Regions from separate parts of the Homo sapiens genome. Here region 2 is linked to region 1. Evidence: chromatin loops called from intact Hi-C (ENCODE). Cell type or tissue: heart right ventricle. All regions are shown on one strand. Links, peaks and the distances in the headings refer to the core of each region. The heading gives the core; the rest is flanking DNA.

Region 1 (6,731 bases), core at 933-5,932:
TTTTGTTTGGCAGTGGGGTGGGTGGTGGGAAGAAATTTTGCTCTTGTTGTGCAGGCTGTAGTGCAATGGTGTGATCTTGGCTCACTGCAACCTCCACCTCCCGGGGTCAAGCAATTCTCCTGCCTCAGCCTCCCGAGTAGCTGAGATTACAGGCACCCACTACCACACCCGGCTAATTTTTTATATTTTTAGTAGAGACGTGGTTTCACCATGTTGGCCAGGCTAGTCCTGAACTCCTGACCTTCAGGTGATCCACCCACCTTGGCCTCCCAAAGTGTTAGAATTACAGGCGTGAGCCACTATGCCCAGCCTTAGCTTTAAGTTCCAAAGATAAGTGTGACATATCACAATGCTTTTGGGATCCATGTCATGAACTCAATCCTAGAATGATAGAATGCTGTGAGTCCCCAAAGGCCGCTTGCCTCTGGTCAATCTCATGAGTCCTCCAGCCCTCCAAGGTGATGGGCCCACATCTAGCTCATCTCTGGACCTTGGTATCTGTTTTAGCATTACAACTTTTCCTATATTCCTTTCTTCTTATACCATACTTTCTCAAGTTGATTCAGAAAACCCAAAAGAAATTTTCTTTTCTTTTTTTTTCTTTTCTTTTTTTTTTTTTTTTTTTGAGACAGAGTCTCGCTCTGTCATCCAGGCTAGAGTACAGTGGCACAATTTCGGCTCACTGTAGTCTCCGCCTCCCAGGTTCAAGCGATTCTCCTGTCTCAGCCTCTGGAGTAGCTGGGATTACAGGTGTGCACCACCACGCCCAGCTCATTTTGTATTTTTAGTACAGATGGGATTTCACTATGTTGGCCAGGCTGGTCTCAAACTCCTGACCTCAAGTGATCCACCCACCTCTGCCTCCCAAAATGCTGGGATTACAGGTGTGAGCCACCATGCCCGAACGAGAAATTTTCTTTATTAGGAAATGTCTTGCCTATACCTGCAGGTATTCAATAAATGTTACTATTATACTTTTCCTACAAACATTGGAGTGCCTGCCATATTCCAGGCATTATGCTGGGATCTGGGTGTGCAATGGTGAGCATTATAGACAGGGACCATCTCATTGGTGGAGCTGAAACTCTAGTGGGGGAGATATCCATTAGCAAAGAATCTGAAGTGTGAAATGACAGCTGTGCTGGGGTACAGGGAAGCTTGCTTCCTTGAGGATTTTATTCCCCAAGAAGTTAACTGTGGATTCTTAGAACTGTGGTTTTTATTAAAAATGTGCTTGCTTTTTCTTTTTTTTTTTTTTTTTTTGACAGAGTTTCGCTCTGTTGCCCAGGCTGGAGTGCAGTGACAGGATCTCAGCTCACTGCAACCTCCACCTTCTGGGTTCAAGGGATTCTCCTGCCTTAGCCTCCTGAGTAGCTGGGACTACAGGCGTGTGCCGCTACGCCCGGCTAATTTTTATATTTTTAGTAGAGACAGGGCTTTGCCATGTTGGCCAGGCTGGTCTCGAACTCCTGACCTCAAGTGATTCATCTGCCTCAGCCTCCCAAAGTGCTGGGATTACAGGTGTGAGCTACTGCACCTGGCCAGAAGTGTGCTTTTCTTAATTTAACATTTCGAATATGGATTATTGGCCGGGTGTGGTGGCTCATGCCTGTAATCTCAGCACTTTGGGAGGTTGAGGCAGGAGGATCACTTGAGCCCACGAGTTTAAGACCAGGCTGAAAAATATGGCAAGACCCTCATCACTTTAAACAAACAAACAAAATTATCTCTGGATGCAAAACCTTTTTTTTTTTTTTTTTTTTTTCTGAGACAGAGTCTCCCTCCGTCGCCCAGACTGGAGTGCAGTGGCATGAGCTCAGCTCGCTGCAACCTCCGCCTCTCAGGTACGAGAGATTCTCCGCCCCAGCCTCTCAAGTAGCTGGGTTTACAGGCGAGCACCACCACGCCCAGCTAATTTTTTTGTATTTCTAGTAGAGACAGGGTTTCACCATGTTGGCCAGCTTGATCTCGAATTCCTGACCTCAGGTGATCCACCCGCCTTGGCCTCCCAAAATGCTAGGATTACAGGCTTGAGCCACCGCACTCAGACGCAAAAAGTTCTTAACCTAAGAAGGTGAATGGTGAGAGTTGCACTTGTACTCTGTCAGTTTCTGAGTGGGATGAGATCATAGAAAGCCTGCAGGGAGAACTGCAGGTGCTTTGAAGGGGATGGAGTTTCTAAATGCAAATCTGAGCCAATATAAACGCACATTTTAAAAACTCTCCTTTTTACACAGAAGGTAACATTTCATACAATGTTTGCCACTTTGCTTTTTTTACTCCTTATGTCTGGGGCTCTCTCCAGGTTTGGTCAGAAAGCTTTTATCTTTTTTGTGGCTATATAGGGACGCAGCCATTATAGGGATGTCTTTTACCCAGTGTTGGGAAGTTTTCTCCCGATAAATTTTTGAATGGGAACTTGAGAGCTGCAAGGTATTAAGACACCTTTAAAACTCCATCCCCTTCCAGAGCACCTGCAGTTCTCCCTGCAGGCTTTCTCTGATCCCATCCCACTAAAAAACTGAGCAAGTACAAGAGTACAAGTGCAATTCTCACCATTCACCTTTTTAGGTTAAGAAGTTTTTGTGGCCGGGCACAGTGGCTCACACCTGTAATCCTAGCACTTTGGGAGGCCAAGGCAGGCAGACCACGAGGTCAGGAGATCGAGACCATCCTGGCTAACACGGTGAAACCCCATCTCTACTAAAAATACAAAAAAATTAGCCAGGCATGGTGGTGGGCACCTGTAGTCCCAGCTAGTCGGGAGGCTGAGGCAGGAGAATGGCATGAACCCGGGAGGCGGAACTTGCAGTGAGCCCAGATCGCGCCACTGCACTCCAGCCTGGGCGACAGAGCCACACTCCATCTCAAAAAAAAAAAAAAAAAAAGAAAGAAAGAAAGAAAAGAAAATATCATAAGAATGGACTTAATCCTGAGCAACATATGGAGACCCCAGCTCTACACAAAAAATGAAAATTAAAAATTAGCTGGGCATAGTGGCATGTTCCAGCTTCTCGAGAGACTGAGGTGGGAGGATCGCTTGGGCCCAGGAGGTTGAGGCTGCAGTGAGCTATGATTGTGCCACTGTACTCTAGCCTGGGCGACAGAGCAAGTCCTTGTCTCAAAAAAAAAAAAAAATGCATTTAACGCATCTGACCTACCAAACACCATAGGTCAGCCTCGTCTAGCTTCAAGGTGCTTTGAACGCTTACATTAGCCTATAGTCTGGCAAAGTCATCTAACACAAAGCCTATTTTATCATAAAATGTTGAGTATCTTATGTAATTTATTGAATCTGTACTGAAAGTGAAATGCAGAATGGTTGTATGGGGCCTCCAAGTACAGATTCTGCAGAATGCATATCGCTTCCTCATCCATCAGTGAAGTCAGTAAGTCCTAAGTGGAACCATCAGAGGGCAGGGACCATCTATCTGTATTTGACTTGCTTATTTGTTCAAGGTTCTGAGTCAATAGGACAAGCAACTACTAAGCCACTAGAGGGCGCAACTTGCCTACTCTTTCTAGAGTAAGGCAGCAGGTGTTTCGGGACCGGTGGGGCCACCTGGACCTCAGTGGAGGGTGGTGTGGGTGCAGCCCTTCCCAGGGCTGATGACGCATCTGGCTGACGAGGCTGACTGTCAGCCTCTGGCCTCTCTCCCAGAGGTGTGCCCTCAGATCAAAGAGGACACCTCCTCCCCTTAAGAGGATTTATTTCCTCGAAGGCACAGCTTCTATGATCTGTGTTTTTCTTTCTTCCTTTCCCATTCACATTTAATTCCTTGTAGCCGCCAAGTTTCTGAGAACAAAGCTGTTTAGAAAGCAATGAAGAACACAACATCACTGATGTAGTATTCCTGGCCAAAATATTGATGTGACTCTCCTCATGAGAACAGACCAATTCACTTTGAGAGAAATACTACAAAATAATGGTCTACAGTCTTCAAAAAAGTCATTGCCAACTACCTTACATTAAAATATATGAAAGAGATGTGACAATTAAATGCAATCCATGGGCCAGGTGCGGTGACTCACGCCTGTAATCCCAGCACTTTGGGAGACCAAGGCGGGCGGATCATGAGGTCAGGAGATTGAGACTATCCTCGCTAACACGGTGAAACCCCGTCTCTACTAAAAATACAAGAAATTAGCCAGGCATGGTGGCAGGCGCCTGTAGTCCCAGCTACTTGGGAGACTGAGGCAGGAGAATGGCATGAACCCGGGAGGTGGAGCTTGCAGTGAGCCGAGATCACGCCACTGCACTCCAGCCTAGGTGACAGAGCGAGACTCCATCTCAAAAAAAAAAAAAAAAACGCAATCCATGATCCTACTTTGGACCCTGGATTAAAGCAAACAAAAACTGTAAAAGAACATTACTGGGACAATTTGGACACATTTGAATATGGGCTGTATTTTAGATAATAGTGTTGTATAATGATAAATGCCTGGCATGTGGTCATAACTGTAGTAATGTAGGGGAATGCCCTTGCTACCATATATAATACTAAAGTGTTTAAGATGAAGGTTTATGATATCAGCAACTTGGAGAGAAAAAGGGACAGAGAGGGAAAAAGCAAACACAGCAAAATGTTAACAATTAGTGAACTTAGGTGATGGGCATAGGGTATTTATCGAACTATTCTTGTAACTTCTCTGTAACAGGAAAGAAATACATACATACACTTCATCTTTGAAAGTGAGAGAGAGAAGGAAGGAAAGAAATACTGAATAGTACTAGGTACCTGGGGGGATGAGTGAGGTGCTAGTTTCCAAGGACAGAGTGAGGGTATCTCTTGTGGGATTGGGGTCCACAAGAATGTGCAGCTCCCTTGCAATGGGAACTTGTGGGGAATGCCATTCAGAAAATGAAATAAAATCTACAGATCCGGCCAGGTGCGGTGGCTCATGCGTGCAACCCCAGCACTTTGGGAGGCCGAGGAAGGCAGAGCACCTGAGGTCAGGAGTTTGAGACCAGCCTGGCCAACATGGTGAAACCCCATCTCTCCTAAAAATACAAAAATTAGCTGGGCATGGTGGCGCACACCTGTAATCCCAGCTACTTGGGAGGCTGAGGCAGGAGAATCACTTAAACCCGAGATAGAGGTTGCAGTGAGCTGAGATCGCGCCACTGCACTCCAGCCTGGACAACAGAGCAAGACTCATCTCAAAGAAAAAAAAAAAGACCCTATTGGACACAGAGAATATGCATTCAGAATAATACATAATAAAAGAACTCACTAAAATTAGTGGGGTTTGATGCTGATGAAATGTGTAAATTAACACATTTACTGGTTTTTGGATTTCCACCAGTACTTCAAATTGTAAAATTTTTGGCCTACATATTTGTTTCTATGGGCACAATTGTCTCTTTAGTAGCTGTGAATCATGATCAACATGAATATTAATTCATAATTTAATGAATATTAATATTATCAAATAGGGACTAAAAAGTAATGAAATCAGGCCGGATGCAGTGGCTCACGCCTATAATCCTAGCACTTTGGGAGGCCAAGGCAGGCAGATCTCCTGAGCTCAGGAGTTTGCGACCAGCCCGGCCAACATGGAGAAACCCCGTTTCTACGAAAAATACAAAAATTATTTGAGTGCAGTGGTGTGTGCCTGTGGGCCCAGTTATTTGTGGGGCTGAGACAGGAGGATCACTTGAGTCTGGGAAGTGGAGGCTACAGTGAGCCGAGATCATGCCACTGCACTCCAGCTTGGCTGGCAGAGTGAGATTCTGTCTCAAAAAAAAAAAAAAAAAAAAAGTGATGAGATAAAAACCAGGATGGAAAAACAGCCCATTCCACACGTGAAGTGTCCATAATGAAGGACAGACAGAGTCATCCCCAGGGATTCCTTACTGCTGGTTGTGGCACTAAGGAATTGGGGTGGCTGCCCACTGTCCTAGGACATTGGGTGTGCCTAGGAAATTGAGAGCTTTAGTCCTTAGGGTGAGAGCACTGTCCCTCAGAAAGCAGGTTTATAAGTACTTGGAGTGTGTATGCTGGGGAGGAGCAGTTTTATAAAACTGCCAGCGGGCTGGGCACACGGTGGCTCACACCTGTAATCCTAGCACTTTGGGAGGCCAAAGCGGGCGGATCTCTTGAGGTCAGGAGTTCAAGCCCAGTATGGCCAACATGGTGAAACCTCATCTCTACTAAAAAAATACAAAAATTAGCTGGGCATGGTGGCACACACCTTCATCCCAGCTACTTGGGAGGCTGAAGCAGTAGAATCACTTGATCCTGGGAGGCGGAGGTTGCAGTGAGCCGAGATTGTGCCACTGCACTGCAGCCTAGGCAACAAAACAAGACTGTCTCACAAAACAAAATAAAAAATTTTTAGGCCGGGTGTAGTGGCTCACGCCTGTAATTCCAGCACTTTGGGAGGCTGAAGCAGTAGAATCACTTGATCCTGGGAGGCGGAGGTTGCAGTGAGCCGAGATTGTGCCACTGCACTGCAGCCTAGGCAACAAAACAAGACTCTGTCTCACAAAACAAAATAAAAAAATTTTAGGCCAGGTGTAGTGGCTCACGCCTGTAATTCCAGCACTTTGGGAGGCTGAAGCAGTAGAATCACTTGATCCTGGGAGGCGGAGGTTGCAGTGAGCCGAGATTGTGCCACTGCACTGCAGCCTAGGCAACAAAACAAGACTCTGTCTCACAAAACAAAATAAAAAAATTTTAGGCCAGGTGTAGTGGCTCACGCCTGTAATTCCAGCACTTTGGGAGGCC
Region 2 (6,731 bases), core at 1,168-6,167, 120 kb after region 1:
CTTCAGACACCAGTCACAAGTCTGGGCCTCTGGAACTTCTGACTGACTAGCTTCAAGTTGGGATTCCCACGAACCCCCTCTTTGGGTTCAGTTAATTTGTCAGAGCAGCTCCCAGAACTCCAGAAACACGTTTACTGGTTTATTATAAAGGCTACTACTGAGGATACAAATGAAGGGATGCGTAGGGCAAGGTATGGGGGAAGAGGTGCAGAGCTCCTGTGCCCTCCGTGGGCACAGAACCTTCATGTGCTCTGCTCTCTGGAAGCTCACCAAACCCAGTCCTCTTGGGCCTTTTATGGAAACTTCATTGGATGGGTATGACTAAAGCATGGACAACCGTGTCGAAGTGTGATTGGACAAAAAGAGTGTGATCTAATACTTAATACAGTGACTGGGGAAACCTAGCAGGGCCTGCCTGTTCAGATTCTTCTTGGCCTGTCTGCACAGCACTGCTTCCTCCAGGGTGTGGGACAGGACCCTCTCCAGAATGAGGGTCTTATGAACCGTAGTCAGATTAGAGTCCTGCCTTGGGGCAGGTCAAAGGAGGGCAGGAGTTATGAACCAAGAACTGCAGACAAACACGTAAAAACATAGGTTGATACGTAGATAGATGATAGATAGATAGATAGATAGATAGATAGATAGATAGATAGATAGAAGTAGTTAGGTAAATAGATAGATGTAGGTAGGTAGGTAGATGTAGGTAGGTAGGTAGAGAGATGGATGTAGGTAGGTAGGTAGGTAGATAGATGTAGGTAGGTAGGTAGATGTAGGTAGGTAGGTAGAGAGATGTAGGTAGGTAGGTAGGTAGATGTAGGGTAGGTATGTAGATAGATGTAGGTAGGTAGGTAGATGTAGATAGGTAGGTAGGTAGAGAGATAGATGTAGGTAGATGTAGTTAGGTAGGTAGGTAGATGTAGGTAGGTAGATAGATGTAGGTACGTAGGTAGATAGGGAGATAGATGTAGGTAGATGTAGGTAGGTAGGTAGATGTAGGTAGGTAGGTAGATGTAGGTAGGTAGGTAGATAGGTAGAGAGATAGATGTAGTTAGATGTAGGTAGGTAGATAGATGTAGGTAGGTAGGTAGATGTAGGTAGATAGATAGATAGATGTAGGTAGGTAGATAGATATTATGATTTTAGAGTGTTAAAGGGTGGCTCACTCCTGTAATCCCAGCACTTTGGGAAGCCGAAGCAGGGGGATTGCTTGAGCCCAGAAGTTTAAGACCAGCCTGGGCAACAAAGTAAAACCTTGACTCTAAAAAGAAAAAAAAAATTAGCCAGGCATGGTATGCACCTGTAGCCTCAGCTACTTGGGAGGCTGAGGTGGGAGAATCACTTGAGCCAGGGAAGTTGAAGCTGCATTGAGTCAAGATCACGCCACTGCACTCCAGTACAGAGCAAGACCCTGTCTGAAAACAAAAGAAAGACTTTTTTTTTTTTTCACATCAGACAATGTGCCGACCATTGTAACAAAGTTTGAGGGTGGCACATATCACGCATGTGCGTGAACACCCAATCATCACACTAATGAACTGCAGATGAATCGGAAGACTTTTTTTTCAGCCATTTTTTTCAGCCTCACATATGACACGGGGCAGCCCCCTATAGAAATGTCCAGGCCCCGAGGGCCTGGCCGTTGGGCGTCACCCAGTCAGTTATCCTCCAGCTCCTGGTCTCTTCCTTCGTTCCAGTGTTAATCGACAATGCTCTATGTGCACTGAGTGGTGTCGTGGAGGCTAAATAGTGGAAAAAGCAATTCCTGCCCTCAGTCCTCCTATATTCTAGGTTGGCAAAGAAGAGAGAAGAGAAGAGAAGCCATCCTAAAAAATAACAGCACTGCGAGGCCAGGTTATGGAGCGAGCTCAGTCAGTGCTTAAGGCTTCGAATGTAAAAGGACCCGGATGACTTCCACAGTATTTCTTGGGGATCTGGCCCAGGTCTCCCAATCTTCCAAGAACGTATGGTCATCCTGTTGCCTTTCACTGTTTTTTTTTTTTTTTTTTTTTGAGACGAAGTCTTGCTCTGTCGCCCAGGCTGGCGCAATCTCGGCTCACTGCAAGCTCCACCTCCCAGGTTCATGCCATTCTCCTGCCTCAGCCTCCCTAGTAGCTGGGACTACAGTCGCCCGCCACCACGCCCGGCTAATTTTTTGTATTTTTAGTAGAGACAGGGTTTCACCGTGTTAGCTAGGATGGTCTCGATCTCCTGACCACGTGATCCACCCGCCTCGGCTTCCCAAAGTGCTGGGATTACAGGCGTGAGCCACTGCGCCCGGGCTTTTTTTTTTTTTTCTTTTTTTTTGAGATGGAGTCTCGCTCTGTTGCCTAGCCTAGAGTGCAGTGGCGTGATCTTGGTTCACTGCAACCTCTGCCTCCTGGGTTCAAGCAATTGTCCTGCCTCTGCCTCCTGAGTAGCTGGGATTACAGGCTTGCGCCACCATGCCCAGTTAATTTTTTTGTATTTTTAGTAGAGATGGGGTTTTGCCATGTTGGCCACGCTGGTCTTGAATGCCTGACCTCAAGTGATCCACCCGCCTTGGCTTCCCAAACTTCCGGGATTATAGGTGTGAGCCACCGTGCCTGGCCTCCTTTCATTCTTGTCCATAAATGTTAGGAGTGGGAATGGTGCTCCACAGGGCGGTCTGTGCTGCTGCAGGCTTGGTCGCCGTAGAACCAAGGGGTTCTTCGAGGTCCTGAAGACAGCTCTGCAGAGGCTATGACAGCCAGAGCGAGTGTGTTTAGGTTGTATTCCTTCACATTACTTGAATTTCTACAAATACCTGCAATTTCTAGTCTTTCCTGGGCTATAAAGGAACCGGATTTTATCTAGCTGACTGATTTTTGGCGGTTCAAATAACAAAACTACATTTTGTGGTTAGTTTAGTTAATTAATAGCTGCAAATAGCTTTTTACAAGCAAGGAGGGGGTAAAATATGTGTTTTAGAACTTGTTTCCAAGTAGTTCCAGCCACAGGGTTTTTGGGGAAGCTGTCTGAGCTGGGCTTGGAGTCATCTTCTAAACTAAGAACTAGAATTTTTTGGCCGGGTGCGGTGGTTCTACTTGGGAGGCTGAGGCACGAGGATCGCTTGAACCTGGGAAGCGGAGGTTGCAGTGAGCTGAGATTGCACCAGTGTACTCCAGCCTGGGCAACAGAGCAAGACTCTTGTAAAAAGAAAAAAAAAAAAGGAAAGAAGGAATGCAAAGAAAGAAAAAGGAAAGGGAAGGGAAGGGGGAAGGGAAGGGGAAGGGAAGGGAGGAAGGGAGGGAGGAAGGAAGGAAGGAAAGAAAGAAAGAAAGAAAGAAAGAAAGAAGAATTAGAATTTTTTCTTGCCTCTTGGTAATCATATGCATTCACTGGAGTCAACACTGGCCCTAGCTTTCTGTTTGGGAAGTTCGGTTACAGTGCCAATTTTCCCGAAATGCCTGTTGACGCCTGGAATGTAAAGTAGGTGCACAGGGTGGGAGATCACTGTAGAAGTCTAAGGGGATGTGAATGATTTGGGGACTCATAGGACACACTTGTTTTAATTGTACATGATGGGCACTATCATGTCTGTTGTTATATCTGAAAGATTCTTTAGTCAAAAACCTTTGCTTTGTTAGGCTATAGATCTGTTTCATTTTGTATCTGAATTCTTTTAGCCTTATTTCCCACCAACTCGGAGTAATTGGTTTTACTTTCATTTTCAGAAATCGCCCCTAGTGGACATTCCTGTGTTGCAGTTTTGCTATGCTTTTCTCCAAAGGTAATACAGTCCCCCGTCCTCCAAAAACTTCCTTAAATACAGATGCTATTGCAGTGAGCATGCATAATAAATATCTGGTTTTATTTCTAGACTACTAGAGAGCCATTGTTCAGAAAATATCTTAAAGTTGTCATAATTTCTTCCCAAGGTATTGATCTATGCTTTTCCTTCTCCAGAGAGTTAACATCTTAAAATCTGTGCAGCGTACTTTGAACACTTTATATGAGCGAAGCTTTATGTGAGGCCTGTTAAACTTTAAAAGGCTTGGATTTGCATTAAATTGATACAGAAAAAGAAAAAAACCACATATAGGGAAGTGTTAAAGACCTCTTTTAGAAAAAGGAGAAATGGGCCAGGCGCGGTGGCTCACACCTGCAATCCCAGCACTTTGGGAGGTGGAGGCAGGCGGATCACTTGAGGCCAGGAGTTTGAGACCAGCCTAGTCAACATGGTGAAACCCTATCTCTACTAAAAATACAAAAATTAGTCCGGCATGGTGGCGTGCGCCTGTAATCCCAGCTACTCGGGAGGCTGAGGCAGGAGAATTGCATGAACCCAGGAGGCGGAGGTTGCAGCGAGCCAAGACCTCACCACTGCTCTCCAGCCTGGGTGACAGAGCAAGGCTCTGTCTCAAAAAAAAAAAAAAAAAAAAGGCAAAATGATTGTTTCTGGTGGCGTTCTCAGTGTGCCTTCCCATGTTTTATGTGGAGAGGTATCTGCTTTGATTTGCTAAGTTAATATATGTATTAGGTGTCTCAGCTAAGAGAGCATTAAAGGGGATTCCGCAGGTTTTTCCCCATGGATGAAAAAGAAGCTTTACTGGACCTCATTCAGATCTTACAATGGCTGCATCCCAGGTGCAGCTCTGTGTTGCAGAAAATGAGGGTGAGGTGGCTGGGTGCGGTGGCTCAACGCCTGTAATCCCAGCACTTTGGGAGGCTAGAGTGGGTGAGTCACTTGAGGCCAGGAGTTTGAGACCAGCCTGGCCAACGTGGTAAAACCCTATGTCTACTAAAACTACAAAAAATTAGCCAGGGCTTGGTGGCAGCATGCCTGTAGTCCCAGCTACTCGGGAAGCTGAGGCAGGTGAATCACTTGAACCCAGGAGGCAGAGGTTGCAGTGAGCTGAGATCACACCACTGCACTCCAGGCTGGGGGACAGAATGAGACTCTATCTCAAAAAGGAAAAAAAATGGGGGTGGGAAGGGTATAGACCACTTCTCAGGGAAGCCTCACTATGCCTACATAGCCATCAGGAGTCTCACTGTAAATAACTCCAACAACCAGGCACAGGCTCCTTGATTCACACAGTTAACATTACATAGTTATTCCCACTCACCACATTCTGAAGTTGCAGGACGGTAAATTGAGGCCTCCTGGTAGATGACCAGGGTGGGGTTAAATTCAGACCACTTCCCTTGTGAGCATCATTGTTGTTCTTTCCTCCAGGAGTTAAAGATGAGCCGGTCACTTCCCTCCTGTGACAGCGAATATATATTGCGTTGCTGGCGAATGTTGAGTGTAGTGGCCTGAGGGACAGCTGAGCTTTCCCAGGAGCTGCAGGTTAGATTTGGTCATCCTCCTTTTGCAGAGGAGAAACCGCCTAGGTCACACAATAGGTAGTAAGTTGGAGAACCAGGACTTGGACCTGGGACACTCTGACTGTAGTCTGAGCTTTCACTGCCTGGACTGTGCTTCCTCGCTTTGGAGCGGTGATCTCAGAATCCTCATCCTGAGAGCTACAGAGCGGGGTAGGCCAGTTTCCTGGTGAGTGTCCTGGGACCTAATGCTTTGCAGCCTTCTGACAGGTGATGCTGTGTTACCAGCCACTTCAGGGAAGCAGAATATTAGCACTAGAAAGGCCTGAGAGATCAGCCGGGCACGGTGGCTCACGCTTGTAATCCCAGCACTTTGGGTGACCGAGGCAAGTGGATTTACTTGAGGCCAGGAGTTCAAGACCAGCCTGGCCAACATGGTGAAACCCTACTAATCTCTACTAAAAATACAAAAAATTAGCCCAGTGTGTTGGCCCGCGCCTATACTCCCAGCTTGGGAGGCTGAAGAACGAGAATCGCTTAAACCCGGGGGGCAGAGGTTGCAGTGAGCTCAGATCGTGCCACTGCACTCCAGCCTGGGTGACAGAGCAAGACTCTATCTTAAAAAACAATAATAAAATAAATAAATAAATAAATAAAATAAAATAAAATAAAATAGAAGAAAGGCCGGGCGCAGTGGCTCACGCCTGTAATCCCAGCACTTTGGGAGGCCGAGGCGGGTGGATCACCTGAGGTCGGGAGTTCGAGATCAGCCTGGGCAACACGGTGAAACCCCGTCGCTACTAAAAATACAAAATTAGCCGAGCGTGGTGGCACATGCCTGTAATCCCAGCTATTCGGGAGGCTGAGGCAGGAGAATCGCTTGAACCTGGGAGGCGAAGGATGCAGTGAGCCGAGATCACGCCATTGCACTCCAGCCTGGGCAACAAAAGTAAATCTCCGTCTCACCAAAAAAAAAAAAAAAAAGGCCTGAGAGGTCAAGGTCGATCATCTAATTTAAGGCTTTTATTTTAGAGACAAAGAAACCAGGAGTATCTCACCTGCCAGCAGTAGGATTTCAGGTTCTCAAACTCCAAGTGTTTGCCAGAATACCAAAGTTTAGCTCATGTACATTGTAAGTTTTTAAAAAGAAAAAGGTCAGTGAGGTATGCTGTTTACCCTTTGCTTTCCAACTGCCAGGATCTTAAATATGCTTATAAATAAATGTATTTTGACTTGTTCGTGGTTGAGTATTTTTCCTATCTTTTAAAAAAACAGGCTCCCAGTACCAGCCTTGCAAGAGAACTTTTCTTCACTGTTGGGAGTATTGAAAGAGTCTGTACAGTTGAATCTAGCCCCACCTGGGTATTTTCTGCTTCTCAGGTATCATGTCACCACATTGTCATTGTGTAATATTTTCTCTTGGCACATATTTTATTTCTGCAGCA

The links. Peaks named below come from ENCODE experiments on the same cell type or tissue, not always from the same donor. Only the 100,000 strongest peaks of a DNase experiment are listed, where the experiment ranks them.
Region 2: it touches region 1 in a loop (2.7-fold over the local background); 18 of 110 quality-filtered maps call a loop at or near these places.

Annotation. Positions count from the first base shown.
Region 1 is chr21:36,138,139-36,144,869 of GRCh38, forward strand. All of the region lies in intron 2 of CBR3 (carbonyl reductase 3), which reads left to right. All of the region lies in intron 2 of CBR3-AS1 (CBR3 antisense RNA 1), which reads right to left. Among named protein-coding and RNA genes, the nearest start is that of CBR3, 6.4 kb to the left of the region's middle. In heart right ventricle, for the core only: CTCF peaks have their summits at 3,494 (motif pointing right) and 3,698; a DNase peak (open chromatin) is centred at 3,503.
Region 2 is chr21:36,256,985-36,263,715 of GRCh38, forward strand. DOP1B (DOP1 leucine zipper like protein B) reads left to right here. Exons shown (of 37, transcript NM_001320714.2): 24 at 3,693-3,748; 25 at 6,562-6,666. It overlaps LOC124905072 (small nucleolar RNA U13), which reads right to left and starts at 1,547; the gene lies at 1,442-1,547. In heart right ventricle, for the core only: CTCF peaks have their summits at 3,698 and 3,910; a DNase peak (open chromatin) is centred at 3,713; H3K4me3 peaks cover 1,136 bases; H3K27ac peaks cover 1,462 bases.